2 separate regions of the Homo sapiens genome follow, and region 2 is linked to region 1. Evidence: chromatin loops called from intact Hi-C (ENCODE). Cell type or tissue: endothelial cell of umbilical vein. All regions are shown on one strand. Each heading gives the region's core, and the rest is flanking DNA. Links, peaks and the distances in the headings are about the cores only.

Region 1 (9,637 bases), core at 3,032-5,531:
CATTCATTCATTCATTCATTCATTCATCTCTAAGATGGTCTCAATTCTCCCTAAAGGCCAGCATTCCTCTGCAAGAGACTGGAGAACCTGGCGTGTATCTGTGTAAGAAAACCCTCTGTGGAGAGCTGGTAGGGCCATATGGCCCCCAAAGAACAAAATAGAATAAGCCGGTATGGGGGACTAGACAGGGGCATGTCCAGGTGCCAGGGAACATGAGTACCGGTAGGCAGCTCCACCAAGCCTGGCTGCTGACGGCAGAGAGCAGACTGGGGGAGTCCAGGCATAAAGGCCAAGGTGTGACCTTGACCCCCAAAGGAGTAGAGGAGAGACCGAGGCAGCAGGACTCTGGCTGGGGCTGACAGCCCAAAGTCTCTCCTACAGAGCAGTGGTCAGTGCCCGAGGAGCATTAGAAGGGCACTCCCTCAGGGTAGCTCCCCCCGCCCTGCCACCCCTCCCCATCACTGCCCCCACTCAGGAAGCAGAGGCTGGCTTCCCCGAGCCAGGAATTCCTAGACCCCCAGGGTGTCTGTGATCATCTCTATCCGCAACCCCCACCCCCACCCCCCGCCGCTTCCCACGTCAAGGAGACCTCACTGCCAACTCTTGGGAACCTTCATTGCTGGCATCTGCTAGAGATGGCCCCTGGGACCTTCAGGGCCTCAGACACCCACCCACACACCCACCCCAATTTCCCAGACCATGCAACAGTGTCCTTGAGAGGCCTCTCAGAGCAGGGCAGGATCGTGAGCTTGGGGGCTTCACAGACCTGGGATGGAAAACAGCACTTACAGTTGCCTGGCCTTGAACAAGCCACCCTCCCAGGCCTGAGGTTTGCTTGTCTATTCCGCAGAGGGGATGACACCGCCCCCACCCCCAGAACTGCTGGGAAGGGGAGCCATAGGGTGACATGCAGACAGCACCTGAGACAGAGCTTTCCCCTCCTCTCCACAGCCTCCCGCCCCACCCTGCTCCGTGAGTGGAGTGATCACATCTTCCGCACCCAAAATTGAAACACGTGGTTTGACAAAGGATTTCTGGGCTCTTGCTAGATACACAAGGGGGTTTGAAGGATTCCATCTGAATGTCAAAATGGCAGGAAATCCACATCCTGCAGGTGAAGCTGACTTTGAAAACAGGACTGCTCTGGGACTCCAGAGTGAGTCTCCTCCACAGACACAAGGGTTGGTCCTGCCTGACCCCAGATATCCAGCCTTCCCCCTCACCTGCTACCTTGCCCATTACCTGAGGCCTGGGCTGCAGGGTGCCCACCCCCATCCTTGATGCAGCAACAAGGACTGAACGTCCCTGGCTCAGCATGGAGCTGGTGCCAAGAGCAGCCCACCAGGCAGAGGAAGAGAACTGAATCCACCACTACTGCGGAGGGAAACGATGCAATTCATAAAAAGCATCAGACCCTCCCCGGCCCCGGCATCACTGCAGGTGGAGACAGACCCCAAACAGGTGCCTGGGCTTCCACTACAAATCACCCTATTGGGAAAAAAAGGGTGAAAGATCTCTATAATGGAAAACCATGACTCAGTTCTGTTGGTTTGTTTGTTTTTTAAGGCAAAGCTCTCAGCTCTGCAAAACAATCCCAGGGTCCTTATAATTTAATCAAAAGGTGGGGCATTTGGTCCACCCTGAAGAGCCAGGCATCATTTTCTGGATGTCTGTTCAGCTGGAAGGAGAATGAATCTCTTCCTTTCTAAAACAATAAAAAGGTGGATAATTAGCGTGTAATGGTTAATGGGTAATTTTACAGGGGCGAGCTGAGTTCATAACATCATTCTGAATATATTTGCATTTAACTGAACTCCTTTTTTCTGTCTCTCTTCTGTGATTTTTTTTGTTGTCACTGTAATTATTTTAATTGAGATCTTCCTGTAATGAAAACAAAGAACAATGTCTGTGGGAGGCTTCTGAGGTGGCCGTGAGCTTGGCGGTGCCTCCTCTCCCAAGTCAGCTCAGGGTCCGCAAGCCCCTCACTCAGCCTCTGGAGGCCTCTGCCCTCTCCACCTGCTCTCTCACTCGGCTCCACTGACGACAGGAACAGGCAGGGAGGCTTTGTGTATGCGTGTGTGCCTGTGTGTGTGAGGGCTTCTGTGTGCATGTGTGTGCATGTGCCCATGTGTGTGCATGTATATGCATGTGGGGTGTGCGTGCGTTCATGTGTGTGCATGTGTGTGAGCGTGTCCGTGTGTGTATGTATATGCATGTGGGGTGTGTGTGTGTCCATGTGTATGCACGTACATGCGTGTGGGGTGTGTGTGTGTCCATGCGTGTGTGCATCCATGTGTGTGCATGTATATGCATGTGGGGTGTGTATGCATTCGTGTGTGTGTGCGTGTATGCATGTATGATGTGTACATGTGTGTGCATGTACGTGTGTGTGCATCCATGTGTGCCCGTGTGTGTGCATGTATATGCATGTGGGGGTGTGTGTGTGTCCATGTGTATGCACGTACATGCATGTGGGGTGTGTGTGTGTCCATGCGTGTGTGCATCCATGTGTGTGCACGTATATGCATGTGGGGTGTGTATGCATTTGTGTGTGTGCACGTGTGTGCATGTATGATGTGTACATGTGTGTGCATGTACGTGTGTGCATCCATGTGTGCCCATGTGTGTGCATGCATATGCATGTGGGTGTGTGTGTGTCCATGTGTATGCACGTACATGCATGTGGGGTGTGTGTGTGTCCATGCGTGTGTGCATCCATGTGTGTGCATGTATATGCATGTGGGGTGTGTATGCATTCGTGTGTGTGCGTGTGTGCATGTATGATGTGTGCATGTGTGTGCATGTACGTGTGTGTGCATCCATGTGTGCCTGTGTGTGTGCATGTATATGCATGTGGGGGTGTGCGTGCACCCATGTGTGTCCACGTATATGCATGTGGGGTGCGCATGTGTTCATGTGTGCATGCATGCATGTGCGTGTATGCACGTGTGTGTGCATGTGCATGCTTTCGTGTGTGCATTTGCCTTCCTTCACTGACCCTCACCTGTTCCAGGACAGAGTCTTGCTATGTTGTCCAGGCTGGACAGTGCAGTGGCTATTCACAGGCGTGATCACAGCTCACTGCAGCCTCGATCTCCTAGCCTCAAGTGATCCTCCCGCCTCAGCCTCTGAGTAGCTGGGACCACAGGTGTCTGCTACTGCACCAGCTTCAGTGCAGACGTGCAAAGGTACAAAGTGAACACTCAGGAAGCTCAGAGAGAGCCTGTGGTCCCCAGGAAAGGCAGCTCAAAGGCAGCTTCTAGGGATAAGGCCAGCAAAGAGCTTCAGGCTGTGCATCACATGTCGACCACCTTGGCTTTGGGGTCCTAAATGTACCAAACACAGGGAGGATGGGAAGAGGTGCCTGCTCACAGAAGCCTCTGTCCCAGCACAGAGGGGGCTGCCCTCGTTTCTTCAGCTCCCTGTCTCTCCACATGGTCACCAGGAGCATTGCTCAGGAAGGCCAGTCCCTGGGAAGGAACAGTAACCTTCCCAGAATGAAAGCCGCAGTCTAAGCCACAATGGGGCCATCTGTGAGGCTGACAGGGCCTCAGCACAGCTGGGGACACAAGCAGGCAGCAGACCCTGGAAGACTCCATCCCTGGAAGTCCTGATCAGGAGGGGCACCGGCCCACCCACTCAGCCCAGCCCAGCAGGGCACCTCTCCCAGAGCCGGTCCCTTCTCCCTCTGCCCCAGTAACAAACCTTTCCTCCCAGGAGTGCTGAGTGGCGGGGGGGTGGGGCAGAGGAAACTCCACCCTGATTTTTCATTGTTTTTACAGAAAAGTTAGTTTCTGCCAAAAGGAAAAAATTAAAATGGGAACAGCCTCCCCCACCCCTGGGGAATTGTTATTCTCTTGATTAAGCCCTCGCCTGGCCTGGCCACCGATGCTGTGCCTGGCAAATCCTCTCTCCTCCTTAGCTAAAGAAGGCCTTCCCGCTTCCTGCTCAGAAGGCCCAGGCCTTGTTGGAGTTTGAAGCCAAAGCAAAAAAGAGGCAGGACCAGTCGACCTGGGCGTGAGCAGGAGGGGCCCGGAGAGAGGGCCCCAGTGCACAGCCATGACCCAGGACCACCTCCGGACCCCACCCACCCCTCTGGACACACAAGTTAGGGTTCTGATTCTGAAAAGTTGTCATTGAGTCTCTGCAGCCTCCAAGGCTCCGTCAGTCCTAAAGTTTATCCTCCCTCCCTCTCCTTGGAGAACCAGCCCACTCAGGCTCACCGTGAAAGCCGCTGAGCTGTGGGCGTTCTATTTTCCCTTTCCGGCCTCCTCTGAGTCACAGTGCTGGGAGGAGGGGGAAGCCACTCTTGGAGATGGGCCCTCTTCTCCCCTTCTTGGAAGGCCCTGGGGGTAACTGGCTTTTGATCCCCTACCCCAGCCTGTGGGTGGATGGCTGCACCCTGCTGTGCCCAGGCCAGTGTCCCTTCCCAGCCTGGCCCAGCTCGGCACATCCTGGCTCCCTGCTTCCCTGTCCCAGGCAGGTGATGTCTTCAAGCATCTGTCTCTGCTATTTGGGGAGGTCAGGTAGGGGTGGGTAGGGTTGACGCCTGGGCCGATAGTAAGTTGAAATGCTGGGAGGAGAGAACAGGAGACGTTCACCCCTCCCACCACCTCCAGAGAAATCCAAGGCAGAAGTGAGGCAAAGGCCAACGGGGCTGTATACAGGGCCGAAGGGGAAGGTGCAGGTGCGGGCACTGCCCGCAGCCCATTCCATTTCCGGGCTTGCTGACTGAGCTCCCACTGCCAGCGCCTGCGCCTCTTTCTCTGGCCACGAGCGCAGCAGACCAGAAGTGCCAGGGAAGCAACACCTGCCCCCAGCCAAAGCAGCCCTCAGTCAAAGCCCAGCAGGGTTTGGTGCATGAATGCCCCAGGTCCCTGGGTCCTGAGGGATGAGCCTCCACCTGCCTCCCAAAGGTTCTGGCAGGACTGCGCTCCAGCCACCTGCAGTGGTAACCGGCTTCACAGCCCACTTTTTGTGTGCAAAGGTCCTTCCCTTCCCCGGCTCATTTCTCACGCCCCTGCCTGTGCCCCTGGGATCACCTCCCAAATAAACTACTGGAACTCAAGTATTTGAGTCAGAGTCTGCTTCGGAGGGAATCCAAAATAAGTTGGGAGGGGTGGCGATGCTCTAGCCACCTGCTTCTCTGTCCTCTTTCACACAAATGTATCCTGCTTCTTTCCAGATGTCCGGCTTAATGGGACTGGATTTATCTTCAAAAGTCCTGGTTTGCCTCTGATTGAAAACCAGTGTGCTCCCCATGGTTACGGACGGCTGTGCAGGTTTTTGTTTTGTTGAAGGGAATTGGCTCACTCTGAGTCAGCCGTGCACCCGGGCTGCTGATGTAGTCTCAGTGTGATGGTTAAACTTTAAGTGTCAATTTGACTGGGCTAAGGAATGCCAGACATTATTTCCGGGAGAGTGTGTGACAATGTTTCCAGGAGATTCGCATTTGAATCAGTAAAGATCTGCCCTCACCAAGGTAGATGGGCATCAGTCAATCCATTGGGAGCCAACAGAACACAAAGGCAGAGGAAAAGCACATTTTCTCTCTGCTGGAGCGGGGACAACCATCTTCTCCCACCCTCGGACACTGGACATTGGAGCTTCTCCTGGGCCGATGCCAGCACCCGCCTCCTGCCCCCGCCTCGTTCTCAGGTCTTCGGACCCAGGCTGAGTTACAGCGCAGGCTTTCCTGGTCATCCAGCTTGCAGACAGCATTTCCTGGGACTTCTTGGCCTCCATAATCGTATGAGCCAATTCCCATAATAAGTCTTCTCTTACATATCTGTATATATCCTACTGGTTCTGTTTCTCTGGAAAACCCTGACTAATACACCTGGGCTCCATTACCAAAAGTACTGTCTCCTTAAGAAAGGAGATGAGAATAACTCACTCTCCTCCACTCTGGCCTGACACCCTCTAGCCCAGGGGTCCCCAGCCCCGGGGGACTACTGGACATTGGAGCTTCAGCAGGAAGTGAGCTGTGGGTGAGCGAGTGAAACGTCATCTGTATTTACAGCCGCTCCTGATCACTCCCATTGCCCCCGAGCTCTGCCTCCTTTCAGATCAGCAGCGGCATTCAATTCTCAAAGGAGCACAATCCCTATTGTGAACTGTGCACATGTGAGGGATCTAGGTTGCACGCTCCTTGTGAGAATCTAACGCCTGATGATCTGTCACTGTCTCCCATCACCCCCAGATGGGACCATCTAGTTGCAGGAAAACAAGCTCAGGGCTCCCTCTGATTCTACGTTATGGTGAGTTGTATAGTTATTTCATCGTATATTACAATGTAATAATAATAGAAATAAAGTGCACAGTCAAAGTAATGCGCTTAAATCATCCCGAAACCATCCCCTGCCCCTAGTCCATGGAGAAATTGTCTTCCACGAAAATGATCCCTGGTGCCAAAAAGGTTGAGGATCACTGCTCTGGCCTATTATTTAGTTTTGGTAAAAGGAGGAACAGGAGAGCAGAGAGTAAATCATATCACAGGGAACTAACTAGGAAGGTAAAGGTTGAAATCAGGCTTCTTGAAAAATTATTAGGACTGGAGAAGACAAACTCAGGAGGAACAAAAGCCTCTCTTCAAGAATGCTAGGGGCTGCACTGCTACAAAGAAAACAGATGCACTCGAGGCCAGGCACGGTGGCTCATGCCTGTAATCCCAGCACTTTGGGAGGCTGAGGTGGGTGGATCACGAGGTTAGGAGTTTAAGACCAGCTTGACCAGCATGGTGAAACCTCATCTCTGCTAAAAATACAAAAATCAGCCAGGCGTGGTGGCACGTGCCTGTAATCCCAGCTACTCAGGAGGCTGAGGCAGGAGACTCACTTGAACCCAGGAGGTGGAGTTTGCAGTGAGCCGAGATGGTGCCACTGCGCTCCAGCCTGGGCAACAGAGCGAGACTCTGTCTCAAAAAAAAAAAAAAAAAAAGAAATAGATGCACTCTGTGGGCCTCGTCTTAGCCCATTTGTGCTTCTATAAGAAAACACCTTAGACTCTTCTTACAGTTCCGGAGGTTGGCAAGTCCAAGATCGAGGCACTGCGTTGGTGTCTAGTGAGGGCTGCTGTCTCTCCAAGATGGCACCTTGGGGCTGCACCCTCACATGGCAGAAGGTGGAAGGGCAAGAGAGCACTCCCTTCAATCTCAGGACCCATATAATAGTGCTGATGCCATTCATGAAGGTGGGGCCCTCATGATTCAATCACCTCCCAAAGGACACACCTCTTAATACTCTTGCACTAGGATTAAGTTTCAATGGGAATCTGGAGGGGATGCCATCATTCACGAGGGATAAAGCTAAGATGAGTGAGTGAAAGCTCTAGGAATATGGATTTTCAGTCTCATAGCTGCCTCAAGATATCGTCAGCTGCTGTTGGAAGGTTGCTGAGGTCCTCATCACAGGAGGCATTCGAATACTGGAAAACTAATTTTGGAGAATAGCACAAGAGGACTCAGTTCAAGACTAAGACTTTGGGGTTTTCCCTGGCAGGTTTTAATTTGGCCCCATGGGTAAAATGATGGATTACTGTCTCTTTGATCTGACATGTGATAATACTCATTGAACATCGATTCAGATGGGAGGCTGAGCCCTGCATGGGAGAAAGAGCAGAAAGCTGTGTGGGAAGGAGTGTGGTGGGAATGGTAGCAGCCTCAGCCTCTCCGTGTTCAGCAGGTAATCAGACCTTCCCCGACAGAAGGCAGCTCACCTGTTAGGTTGTTCCCCTACCTCGCTGTCTGGGGAATCCCAGTCCCCCATTCCCCCTGCCCCCACCACCCCAGCAGCTGATTGAAAAAATCTTCCCACTACAAATAAGGGGTCCCTATAGAGTCTGGGATCTAGCATGTTCTGCTTTCTGTTGCACTTTGGGGATCAGTCTAATGCCCCAGGGATGCAATAGTGCTCCTGACTCTGAAGTCAAAGGACCTTTTGCTGCCTGTCACTCAACCATAACTGGAGCTGACTGGGCTGATCTGTCCAGACAGCGCTCCCAACCTCCCTCCCTGGGTGACCTCCAAAGCTGCACCCTGTTCTCAGGAGGCATCTTCCCCGGCCAGAATCTCCATGCAAACCCCAAGGTTCTGTTGGAGGATACTGCAGGGTGGTCACGCCTCTGAGATGACTCTGCGGACCCTCCCAGCCCTGAGATCCCACGAGGCTTTCCTACCTAGGCCTCTGGAATGCCAGGAAAGGAAAGCCAAATGCTCAGGGCTCCTCACGCTCGCCCCAGTCCCTGGCAGAAGGGAAGCTGCCCTAAGTCTCGCTGGCTGCGGCAGTCCTCCTGGCTGCTGAGTGACTCATCAGCCTCAGCAGAGCCTACTGTGACTGGCGTAGCTCCTCCCACGCTTGCCCTGACCACCCCACTGGGAGAAGGTTCTCAGAACAGATAAGAACTAAGTAGCAGTTACTCTTGGCCTCTCTAAGGCAGGGGGACAAAACGGACCAGGCTGACCAGAGGCAAAACCATGGAGCAGGTGAAGGATGGTCCCAGACCCCTCTCTTCTGCCAGCTCCTCCCACCCTCTTGCCATCCAAAGCAACCCCATTCCCAAGTGGGGGAGCCTCTTTGAGCTCCTTACCCCAATCAGCCCTTCCTCCTACAGGGGCTGCATGCCCCCAGGAGCCCCCTCTGTCCTTGCCTCCCCTAGCCCCATTTCTTCATTGCCCCCCTTAACTGGAGGCCTGGAGGAAGACAAGTGTGTCAGGGAAAATAGTGCAAGACCTTGGAATAGGCAAAAAAGATGAATGGGTATCTATCTAGCACACCTTTTGAGGTTATCTTCATTTTTCATTGTCTTTGAGCTATTTTGCCACTCTGCAAGTTGTAGGAAACTCATAATCATGCAAATGGCCCTTATCCATAGCAACACAAATGAATTGCATCCAGTGGAATGTGGTTGAATACAGCGGAGTATCCTGCAGAATGCAATTGACTGTTGCCCTGTTGCGTGTTTGTGAATTGACTTCAGCATTCCTTACTGCCTATGTATGTGAGGTTCTTTGAACCAGTTGTAACATTGCACTGGTATCTTCCTTAATTAACAAGTTAAATGAAATCACTGGCACGTATTCATTTTATATTTGTATGAGACTCAAGATCTTACCTTTTATCAAAATTATCCACTGGGTGTGTTGACTCACACCTGTAATTCAAGCAATCTGGGAGGCTGAAGTAGGAGTATCTCTTCAGCCCAGAAGTTAGGGGCCAGCCTGGGCAACAGAGCAAGACCCCACCTCTACAAAATTAGAAAGTTAGCCAGGCATGGTGGTACACACCTTTAGTCTCAGCTACTTGGGAGGCTGAGGCAGGAGGATTGCTTGAGCCCAGGAGTTTGAGGCTGCAGTGAGCTATGGCTCCAACACTGCACTCTGGCCTGGGCCACAGAGTGAAACCCTATCTCAAAAAAAAAATTTTTTTTTTTTTGAGATGGAGTCTTTCACTGTCCCCCGGGCTGGAGTGCAATGGCGTGATCTCAGCTCACTGCAACCTCCACCTCCTGGGTTCAAGTGATTCTCCTGCCTCAGCCCCCTGAGTAGCCAGGATTACAGGCGCTTGCCACCACGTCCAGCTAATTTTTTGTATTTTTAGTAGAGACAGGGTTTCACTATGTTAGCCAGGCTGGTCTTGAA
Region 2 (9,637 bases), core at 4,132-6,631, 170 kb after region 1:
AGAATTGTTAACTGTAATGGGATTAGAATAATGAGGGATTGGCTAGTCAGAATAAAGAAAGCCTTAGAGGATTCAGGAATAGCAGATATAAGGAGGAGACCCCTGCCCCCAGCCTGAGGTGGAACATCCAGTGAGAGATCACAGCCATGGCTCACGGGGTGGCAGAGAAGTCACTATGATGCTGTGTTGACGGAACTTGAAAGCAGTTCGTGGGAAGGCATCTCACCAGAGGCACTGTGTGTGCAGGGGTGGCGACATGGCTGGAGTGTGCCTGCAGGATCCTGCCAGGGAGCCCTCTAGCCAGGAGGCAGAACTCTTCTCCTGCTATGTCTCTAGTGCCCTGTACTGAAAAAGCTGAACATCATGCCAGCTGGCAAAGGAAAAATAGTTAAAGGTCACAGATCCATTTTCACAGAGCAGGCAAAAAGCAGAGTTTGGCACTGAGAGGCAATAAATCCCCACCTCCAAACTCCTAAGTAGTTTTTTGGGAAAAGCATTATGCTTATCAGTGGTTACAGAATACATATTCCTAAGATTTCTTGCAAACAATGAAATCCCAAGCATTATTAATAACCACTCTGTAACACATAGGCCAGGATGTACCAGCAAGGACTACTGTATCTGAGAGACTGATTGGAGATTTTCTTCTGTTACTTTAGCACATTTAAAGTACACACACACACACACACGTGTCATTATATAGTTGACTGAAAGTGGAGTGCTAGTAAAATTATACTGTCATTTTCTGACTTAATTTGAGGTGACTTTAAACTCAGAAATCAAGAAAAGGTTTTCACAACGTGGTACTTAAAACTCCCATACTTCTAGCATGGGCAACACAGCAAGACACTGTCTCCACAAAAAATTTAAAAATTAGCCAGGCATGGTGATCTGTGCCTGTAGTCCCAGCTACACAAGATTCTGAGGTGGGAGGGTTGCTTGAGCCCAGGAGTTCGAGGCTGCAGTGAGCTGTGATCATACCACTGCACTTTAACCTGGAAGAAAGAGTGAGACCCTGTCTCAAAAACAAACAACAATCCTCCCATATTTGTAATGGACATGTTAATATGGCAATACTAAAGTAATTTTTATAGTGGTAAAAGTGTTTACTGAACCTACTTAGTTAAGACAAATCGTAATCAAATAATGCTGCAGCCAGTCAGTGCTTACTGAGTAAGCCGAGGTTTAAATAAATAGATTGTTGATAAACTACATTATCAAGATTCCTTGGTTACAGACAGTGGGAAGCAACTGTACAAATTTAAGGAGAAAAAAAAGAGGAACATTTGGAAGGAAGTGAGGTAGATGACAAAATTGAAGGACAAGCTGGAAAACTAGGACACAACCCGTGCAGCCTAGAGAATCCAGGTAGCAGGCACTGATGGCAGGTTTTGTAGGGCACAGTCAGTGCGGTGAATCCACTCCAGGTGTCTGCCACTTCAATTCAGAGTTCCTATTCCAAGATATGTCTTGATTGGCCTACTGTGAGTCTCATGCTCACCCCTTGGTCAGGGGACGGCAAAGCACTGAGATACCAGGCTGCAAAAACAACTTATTCCTGAACTCAAGAGGGCATACCTCACAGACACTTAGTTTTTCTCTCCATTTCTTAGTTCCCTTCTTTGGTGTTGGCTTCATTTTTTGGCTCTCTCTGGTTGAAAGATGGTTGCAGTAACTTCCAGCCCTCTGATTCTGTTTGGTTCACATCCAGGGTCATCCCTGAATCTGAGCACTGTGGCCCAGGGGATGCTGTGCCCTTCGATTAGTCAGACACAAAATGGATCCCTGGAGCCACTGCCCCTAGAAGTCCACAGATTGTGGGTGAGAGGAAAATCAGGATACAGATACCAGTGAGAGGAGGAAAGGAAGCTGAGTGGCAGAGTAACAGACAGTTCATCAACCTTATTTCACAGAGACAGCCAACCAAAATGAGAAGCATTACTTGTTCTGTGATAAAAAGCCAAATGGAAGAAGATAATATAGAAAGACATTGGTGAAGCAAGGAGGTGGAATACCTGTGTCAGTGGCTAGACAAGAAGCACCATAAGATGCTGAAAAGGTGAGAGGCCAAGAGACGCGTTTCTTAAGAAGCGTGGTCAGTTCAGGCTGCGGTAACTCCATACTGGGCTGCGGGGCTTTGTCTTGTTTTGTTTGAGCCATGATAGTGAGTCTCGAGAATTAAATCCTGGGGCTGAAGTCTGTATTAACTCTAAAATGAAAATAATATCAGGGTTCCTTTGAAATACCTGAGACCAGCTGATTTTGTCATACCTCTCTTACGATCTCCGTGATTCTTCACCACCCTTCCGAAGTATAGGTCCCTGCTGTCATCTCTTCCTAACTAGTAATCAAATCCCAGTGCTGCTCTGAAGTTTCCTCATCCTTTTCTCCAGATCTTTTCCCCCTGCCTTGTGGTGCATGGTCCTCTGGTTAACAAAGACCTTTATCTTTAGCTCTGCACCCTCCTCAATGCCCCCAACACATACTGTCTGCACTTCATTGAAACCACTTCTCATCAGGCCAGGAATCAGGGTGGAGCGGAGGCATGAGGGAAGGATTCAACATTATCCTGAACCCTTTTCACCATAACCATTTATAACGTTGTTTTTTTTTTTTATTTTTTTGAGATGGAGTCTCGCTCTGTCACCCAGGCTGGAGTGCAGTGGCGCGATCTCAGCTCACTGCAAGCTCCGCCTCCTGGGTTCATGCCACTCCTGCCTCAGCCTCCCGAGTAGCTGGGACTACAGGCACCTGCCACCGCGCCTGGCTAATTTTTTGTATTTTTAGTAGAGACGGGGTTTCACCGTGTTAGCCAGGATGGTCTCGATGTCCTGACCTCGTGATCCACCCACCTCGGCCTCCCAACGTGCTGGGATTACAGGCGTGAGCCACTGCGCCTGGCCGACAACCATTTTATAATTTTTTTAAATTTTGTTTCCTGTCATTCCTTTTATTCACTTTTTTTAAAGTTTATTTGCAGTACCATTCACTCTGTGGTGTGTAGTTACGTGAGTTTTAACAAACACATACAACCATATAACCATCATCACGTGAAGATGCAGAATAATTCTGTCGCCCAACAAAACAACTCCCTTGCACTGCCCCTTTGTGGCCAGACCCTTCCTCCCACCGACAGTTGCTGGTCTATTTTCAGTTTCTACAATTTTGCCTTTTCAAGACTGTTATATAAGTGGACCCTACGTGACATAGTCTTTTGAGTTTGGCTGCTTACATTTAGTATACGTTATATCCAAGTATAGTTTTCTTTGAGTTTATCTTGTTTGGTATTCACAGAGCTTTTTGACTTATAAATTTATGTATATCACCAAATATGGGAAGTTTTTCACCACTATTTCTTCAAATATTTTTTTCTTCACTGATCTTCCTTCTCCACCTCTGGGCCTCCAGTGAAATGAATGTTGGGTCTTTTAGTATTATCCTTCAGGTCCCCGAGGTACTGTTCATTTTTTTCAGTCTCTTTGTTTTCCAAATTCAGTAATTTTTCTCTGTTAAGTTCACGTACTCTTTCCTCTTTCATGTCCATTCTTCTCTTGAGCCTATCCAATGAAGTTTTAAATTCAGATGGTTTAGTTTTTTAGTTCTAAACTTTTATTTGTTTACTCAAGTGTATTTTTATTTGCCTCCTGGAGCATAGTTATAATAACTGCTTTAAAGCCATTGTCTGATAATTCCAAAACTTGGGTCATTTGGCCATTGATGTCTGTTGTCTTTCGCCCTGACAGTTGGCCACATAGTCTGGTTCTTTGTATGAGGAGATATTTTGGATTTTATCCTGGACGTTTTGAGTATGTCATATAGACTTTTAGTACTATCAGACTCTTCTAGAAAACACTGGTTTGTTGTTTTGTTTTTGTTTTAGCAGGCAATCAGCCTGGGTAGGTTCAAGGCTTCCAGTGTCAGCTCAGTACTAGGCTCTCACTATGCTGCTTTGGGCCTGGCCCACATGTAGGAGTTAGTCTGAGGCTTGGGGCAGGGGGGTGTTGACATCGTAGTTCAGATCTCACAGCCTTTGTTCTGCTGTTTTGAGTCTGCCCCATAAATGCATAACTCAAAGGTGAGCCCAAAATGGTGAAGGTTTGTACACAGAATTGGGAGATTCCCTTTTCCAGCTGATTTCTCTCTGGGATCCCTGACTCTCCTGGGATACGTCCAGCTCACAGGTGCTCCTTTCTTTAGTCCTCTGCTGCGAAAGATGGGTTTCTCTTGGTTGTAGGTGTCAGTGCCATGCCTGCTACAGCATGGCTGTGATTGGGGCCCACTCCCTGGGCAAAGGTTTGAGAAAAGGAAATGAGAAAGTCACCCCCACACAGATTGCCTTCCCTACATTTTAACTCCTCTTCCCAAACCACCTACTTTTGTTACTTTTCATTATTTATGTGTTTGTGTTTATATTATACTTTGTCCAGTTTCGTTGTTGTTGTTGTTGTTGTAATTGGCAGGAGAGAGGCTGTAGCTGGCATAATCCATCTTGCCCAGACCCAGAAGGCCTGACTCCATCACTACCTGGTTTAGTTTGCTATGCTGCGTAACAAATACCACTAAATGTAGTGGCTTAAAGCAGTGCACATCCATTGCATGGTTTCCATGGGTTCAGGAGGCTGTACTTACCTGGGCCCTCTGCAAAGCTGTGCAGTCAAGGCCAGGAGCTGTTTTCATCTGGAGGCTCTGCTGGGTAGCGATTGGTATCCAGGCTTCCTCAGGCTGCTGGCTGAATGCCGTTCCTTGCAGCAGTAGGATTCATGACAGCTTGTTTCTTCAAAGCCAGCAGGGAAGAGGGAGACTCTAAAGCCAGTCTGCTAGAAAGTTGGAGTCTTACGTAACACAGCCAGGGAGTGACAACATACACCTTTGCCATATTTCAATGGCTAGAAGCAAGTCGCTGGTCTCTCTCATACTCCACAGGAAGGGATTATACAAAAGTGTGGAAATCAGAAGACCATAGAGTCTGTCAAGCACAGGTCTTCTTCACAACTTCTGGTCCTGTTGGTCAGAGCCATTTGGCAATGAGTCGCCTTTTCCACCCCAAGTCCAGGTGTCATGCTGAGTGACTTAAGCATTCTTAGAGGCAGTCCATCCAATATGCTGGCTTACAGGCTTTGGACCTTCTCTATACCAATGACTTTATTTCACTTTAGAACCCAGTCCTTGTGACTCTAAATCTCAAGCATACTCTCTATTCTGTTTCTTTCCATAGTCTATATAGAGTATTAAATATAATTAAAGTTTTACCTTGTCTTTCCTTTTAGATTTTATGCTCAAGGCTGAGACTATTTTGTCTTATCCTTCTCATACTGCCCACAAAAGTCTAGCAAATACTTCCTGCACATAGCAGATAGTCAAATACATGTTGAATAAATTAAGACCATAACTATTTCTATGACAACTGCATAGCCTACCAGTTCCGTCCCCTTCTCTTTTTAATTTTGTCTGATAACATTTTACCAGCCCTTCCTAACATAAACACTGAAAGGAAATTCTAATTGAATTAGTCAGTTTCAAAATAGTGGCATGTAACACACACACTCTCTGTCTCTCTTTCTCCCTCCGCCCCCCCCCCCCCACACACACACAAATTAGTGAATATTTTGATGACATGGCATTGGAGTCCAACCAGTATAACTTCAGAGTATGGTCTCTGGTGTTCTTTGTAGGTGAAACTAAGGACGAGAAACATTTACAATTTCTGATAACTAAACCTCAAAGACAAAAACAGGCCCCTGCCCTCTTTTATTGAATTTTCTTCTTTTACAAATATAGGAAGTAGTCAACTAACAAAAAGACTGGTAATTTGTAACATTTTTCATCCAGAATTGTTTTGCATGAAGTGGCTGGATTCTCAGTCTACCTACATAATTTCACCTTTTGAATCATTATTTCTCTTTCTCCATCAGAACCTCTGAAACAAAAATAAATTATTGTTTCTCTGGGAAAATCTACAGTTTAACTAGGAACACCGAAATGATACCCACAGAGGCCCATTTGTGGGAAATCTTTTCACCCTTTCCTCCTCCTAGCTGCCTCCAAAATATGAGTGTTGCTCCTTTTTCTACCCAGAGCCTCCTAATCTTGTGATTGCTAAATTATTTGAGAATGAAAGAAACAAAGGGAAAACCCAAGTTATTAAAAAATGTTTTCTTCCTAATAAAACTCAGTACAGAGGGATCCACTATAGTATACCTCACCATACCATATGAGGTATAGGTAATTTATATCCAATTTGGCCCTTCAAACTTGCTCTGGGCCCAGCAGTTGAGCCCATATCAGATTTCCTCCTTACCTAGTTGCCGTTGCTACTGAAACATAAGCTGAAACACCAATCGAAGGGATGCTTTTCTCTTCAGCAGAGCTGGATAGGACAGCTGGAGTTCTTTGCAGTGGCGGTATACTGGAAAGGAGGTGAAGATGTATGAATAGAAGAATGACTGAATAATATGATAACATTCACACCATGGTACATTATGGAGCCATTAGAAATAACAGATTGGACATCTCAGTAGGGGGAGGGAGAGAGAAGGGAGATCCTCCTTCCCTGCAAGTATTGAATGAGAAAAGCAAGTTGCAAAAAAGTTTCTATAACATAATCCCAGTTATACCAACAGTGATCCAATAAAATCTTTGTAAAAATGTTTAAGTATATATGTTTTTATACAGTTACACGAGCAGGGACAAAAACAAAGATATGAATCTAGGTGGTTTTAACGTGGGTCATGGGGGGAGGAGATATTTGACAGGGATATGGAAGGGGGAGAAAGTAGATAAGGGATGCCAAGCATGTCAGAAACAGGAAAGCAAATATTGTCCTGGGGGGAAGCATGATAAGATTATATTTACAAATGTATGTTGATCATGTATATTTAAACGTAATTTTAAAAAGAAAAAGTTCTGTGATTAAAAAGTAAAATTTTCCCAGTCTGGCCATTCCTTTTCTTTATTCTCCTTGCTTCTTGACTTATAAATTTATTTTACAACTTAGAAAAAATACAAATTGACTCTCCATTTAATTGATACATTTGTTTTTTTTTTCTTTTAATAGGTGAAAACACTTTTCAAATCCAAGTTTATAATTTCACTGTGCAAGGTAGACAGTAACTTTTTAAATACTACTTGATCATATCAGAAAATAAAGTTTTCCTTAAAAGGAAAACTTACAGATTTTCTCCACTGTAAATTTCAGCTGAGATTATATACCAGAAATTGGTACCAGAAATGCCCTGAAGAGTAACAGATTCTTCTCAGGGCCGCAGAGAAAGAGTCCTCCTACCAAGGCACTTATAGTCCAGAGGACAGAGGAAGCTCATAATCTCATTTAAAGCCAGGACATGTGGCTCCCGACTGTAACAGAAAAATAGCCTTTGCAGGAGGCCAGCGCCCAGGCAGATGCAGATGTTCATCTTGTCAAATTCTCACTGCATTTTATACTTGTTGCTGTTGTAATAGCGATAATTTGTTTTACTGATTTTTGTAAATATCTTTGAAAGTATATGTATTCTTATCTTGCTTCCTGCTATAATCCCAGAGCACTTATAAAGCTATTGTTCAGGCTGGGTGTGGTGGCCCACACCTGTAATCCCAGCACTTTGGGAGGCTGAGGTGGGAGGATCACTTGAGGCCAGGAGTTCGAGACTAGCCTGGACAACATAGCACGCCATCTCTGTTTACAAAAATAAACAAAGCTTTTCTTCAGAAAATACTTATTAAATGAATCAGTCCCCACCTCCCTCCATCCTTGTTTTTGTCCCTGGTGCTTACTACAATAAATAGCACATGTTAGTTGTATAGTTCTTCAGTGATTGAATTAGTGAACATATGAGATGGACTTGAGGTGTAGACTCTCTAGGAAAAGAAGTGATTAAAATAGCTTAGAAGAAAAAGGAAGAGTCAGGAAATGGGAAGATTCAGTGAGGATCAAGAACAGGTGCCATGTAAATAGTGATAAGAATAGGAAGTTATGGTCAGAATGCGGGATAGTGGCATCTAAAATTTCAGCAGTGGTGCAATTCTGGGTGGTTAGGGTCTAGTAGCTAATACTATAGATAAAGCACCCTGGTGATCAGGTGGGGGAAACTACATGTTTTGGCATTTGAGGTTGGACTGGTAAAACAGCCAGTTCCCTACCTAATATCCCTAAAGCAAAACCCACTGCGAAGGAAATCCATCCCATACATACAAAGCCCCTAATTGGTATTTCAGTGCCTGAACAGACAACCAAGGGTTACTACAGAGTTGAGGAAAGGCTTTCAGATCAGAGAGTATCTAAGGGAAGAGGCATCCAGAGAAGGAAAAAAGATATGCAGAAAACTTAGAAGATTTTCAGAGAAAAGAATAGAGATGATTTTGCATACCTAAAACAAGAACAGGGTGTTGTGGAAAAGGAGCATTCAAGAGCACAAGAAGGTTAACAATTTTAAACATCACAATAAAAAACTCAGTAGAAGGATTAGAAGATCAAGTTGAATCAAGCACCCTCAAAATAGAAGCACCAATAAAAGAGTAGAAAACATAAGAGAAACAACAAGTTACAGGTGATCAATCCAAGAGATTCAATATGTTGTTATTTAGAAACAGAAGGAAGGTGTTTTCAAGAAAATAGAGAACTGAAAGGTATGAGCTGAAAGCATCAGCCAAATGCCAAGCACAAATAATGGGGGAGAAAAGATACATCACCCTGAAATTTCAGAACCCTAGAGATCAAGTGGAAAAAATAAAGCATGGCCAGGCTTGGTGCGTCACACTGGTAATCCCAGCACTTTGGGAGGCCAGGGCAGGAGATCGCTTGAGCCCAGGTATTCGAGACCAGACTAGGGGCTGGACTGTAGGAGCTGTATCTTACTCCATATCATACCCTTATCCCCAGCAATGCCTGATGATGGGTTGGTGTTCAACAATGTGGACTGAATGAATGAGACAGCCGGCTACTGAAGAAGTCAGGGCAACCTGCAGTGCTGTTAGGGAAGTGTCCCTTTCTAGCACCTTCTCAGAGGGTCCTCCTGTATACCATATGCGAAATTCTGACTTAAGATTTGGAGCAGCTAGTGCTTTTTCATTGTTTGACTTAACATGATCATCAAACTTATACTAGTTTTCTTTGTATTTAATAGGGAGAAAGAGCAAGAAACACAAGAAGAGGAACGTTTGATGGAAGAAAAGAAAAAGAAAAAGCAGGAAGAAAAGAAAAAGAAGGAAGGTGCTCAGAAAAAGGTTTGGCTGAAGTTCCTGCTTCATTGTCTTTGTATCATTGTGTGTCTCATTTGCATCATCATAGCCATTATATGACAAGGTTTCATTCTGTTACTTTTTAAATCAATATGCCAAGTCTATAATTAGCGAATAATAGATATCCTACTGGTGAAATAAATACAGGTGACAGCCGTAAATGTCTAACTTGGAACTGGAAGTGTTAGAGCTGTGTTTTAAGGAAGCTGTGTTTTAGTTGCTGGTGGTGAAGTGTGTCCATGTTGTTCTACTTAAAATGAACTGTCCTGAACAACCATGTCTAATAAATGAAGAAGGGCCATTCAACTGATCTTATTAGAAAAGCTAGAAATATTTTTTTTTTGCAGCTTTGGCAAATGTTCTTTTACGAATCCTATTAGTAAAGATTAAAAATAAAAGCCCT

Evidence for each region. Peaks named below come from ENCODE experiments on the same cell type or tissue, not always from the same donor. Only the 100,000 strongest peaks of a DNase experiment are listed, where the experiment ranks them.
Region 2: a loop joins it to region 1, with 6 times the contacts of the local background. A loop is called at or near these places in 5 of 110 quality-filtered maps.

What each region holds. Positions count from the first base shown.
Region 1 is chr17:77,826,367-77,836,003 of GRCh38, forward strand. The region is part of intron 1 of LOC105371908 (a long non-coding RNA gene); the gene reads right to left. Among named protein-coding and RNA genes, the nearest start is that of LINC01973, 53 kb to the right of the region's middle. RefSeq lists an enhancer at 2,013-2,659. In endothelial cell of umbilical vein, for the core only: no CTCF peak of the experiment used is centred there; DNase peaks (open chromatin) are centred at 3,895 and 4,215; H3K27ac peaks cover 2,101 bases.
Region 2 is chr17:77,995,051-78,004,687 of GRCh38, forward strand. It overlaps TNRC6C (trinucleotide repeat containing adaptor 6C), which reads left to right. Exons shown (of 23, transcript NM_001142640.2): 2 at 9,120-9,219. The coding sequence starts at 9,157. Among named protein-coding and RNA genes, the nearest start is that of TNRC6C, 41 kb to the left of the region's middle. In endothelial cell of umbilical vein, for the core only: no CTCF peak of the experiment used is centred there; DNase peaks (open chromatin) are centred at 4,971, 5,461 and 6,381; H3K27ac peaks cover 2,088 bases.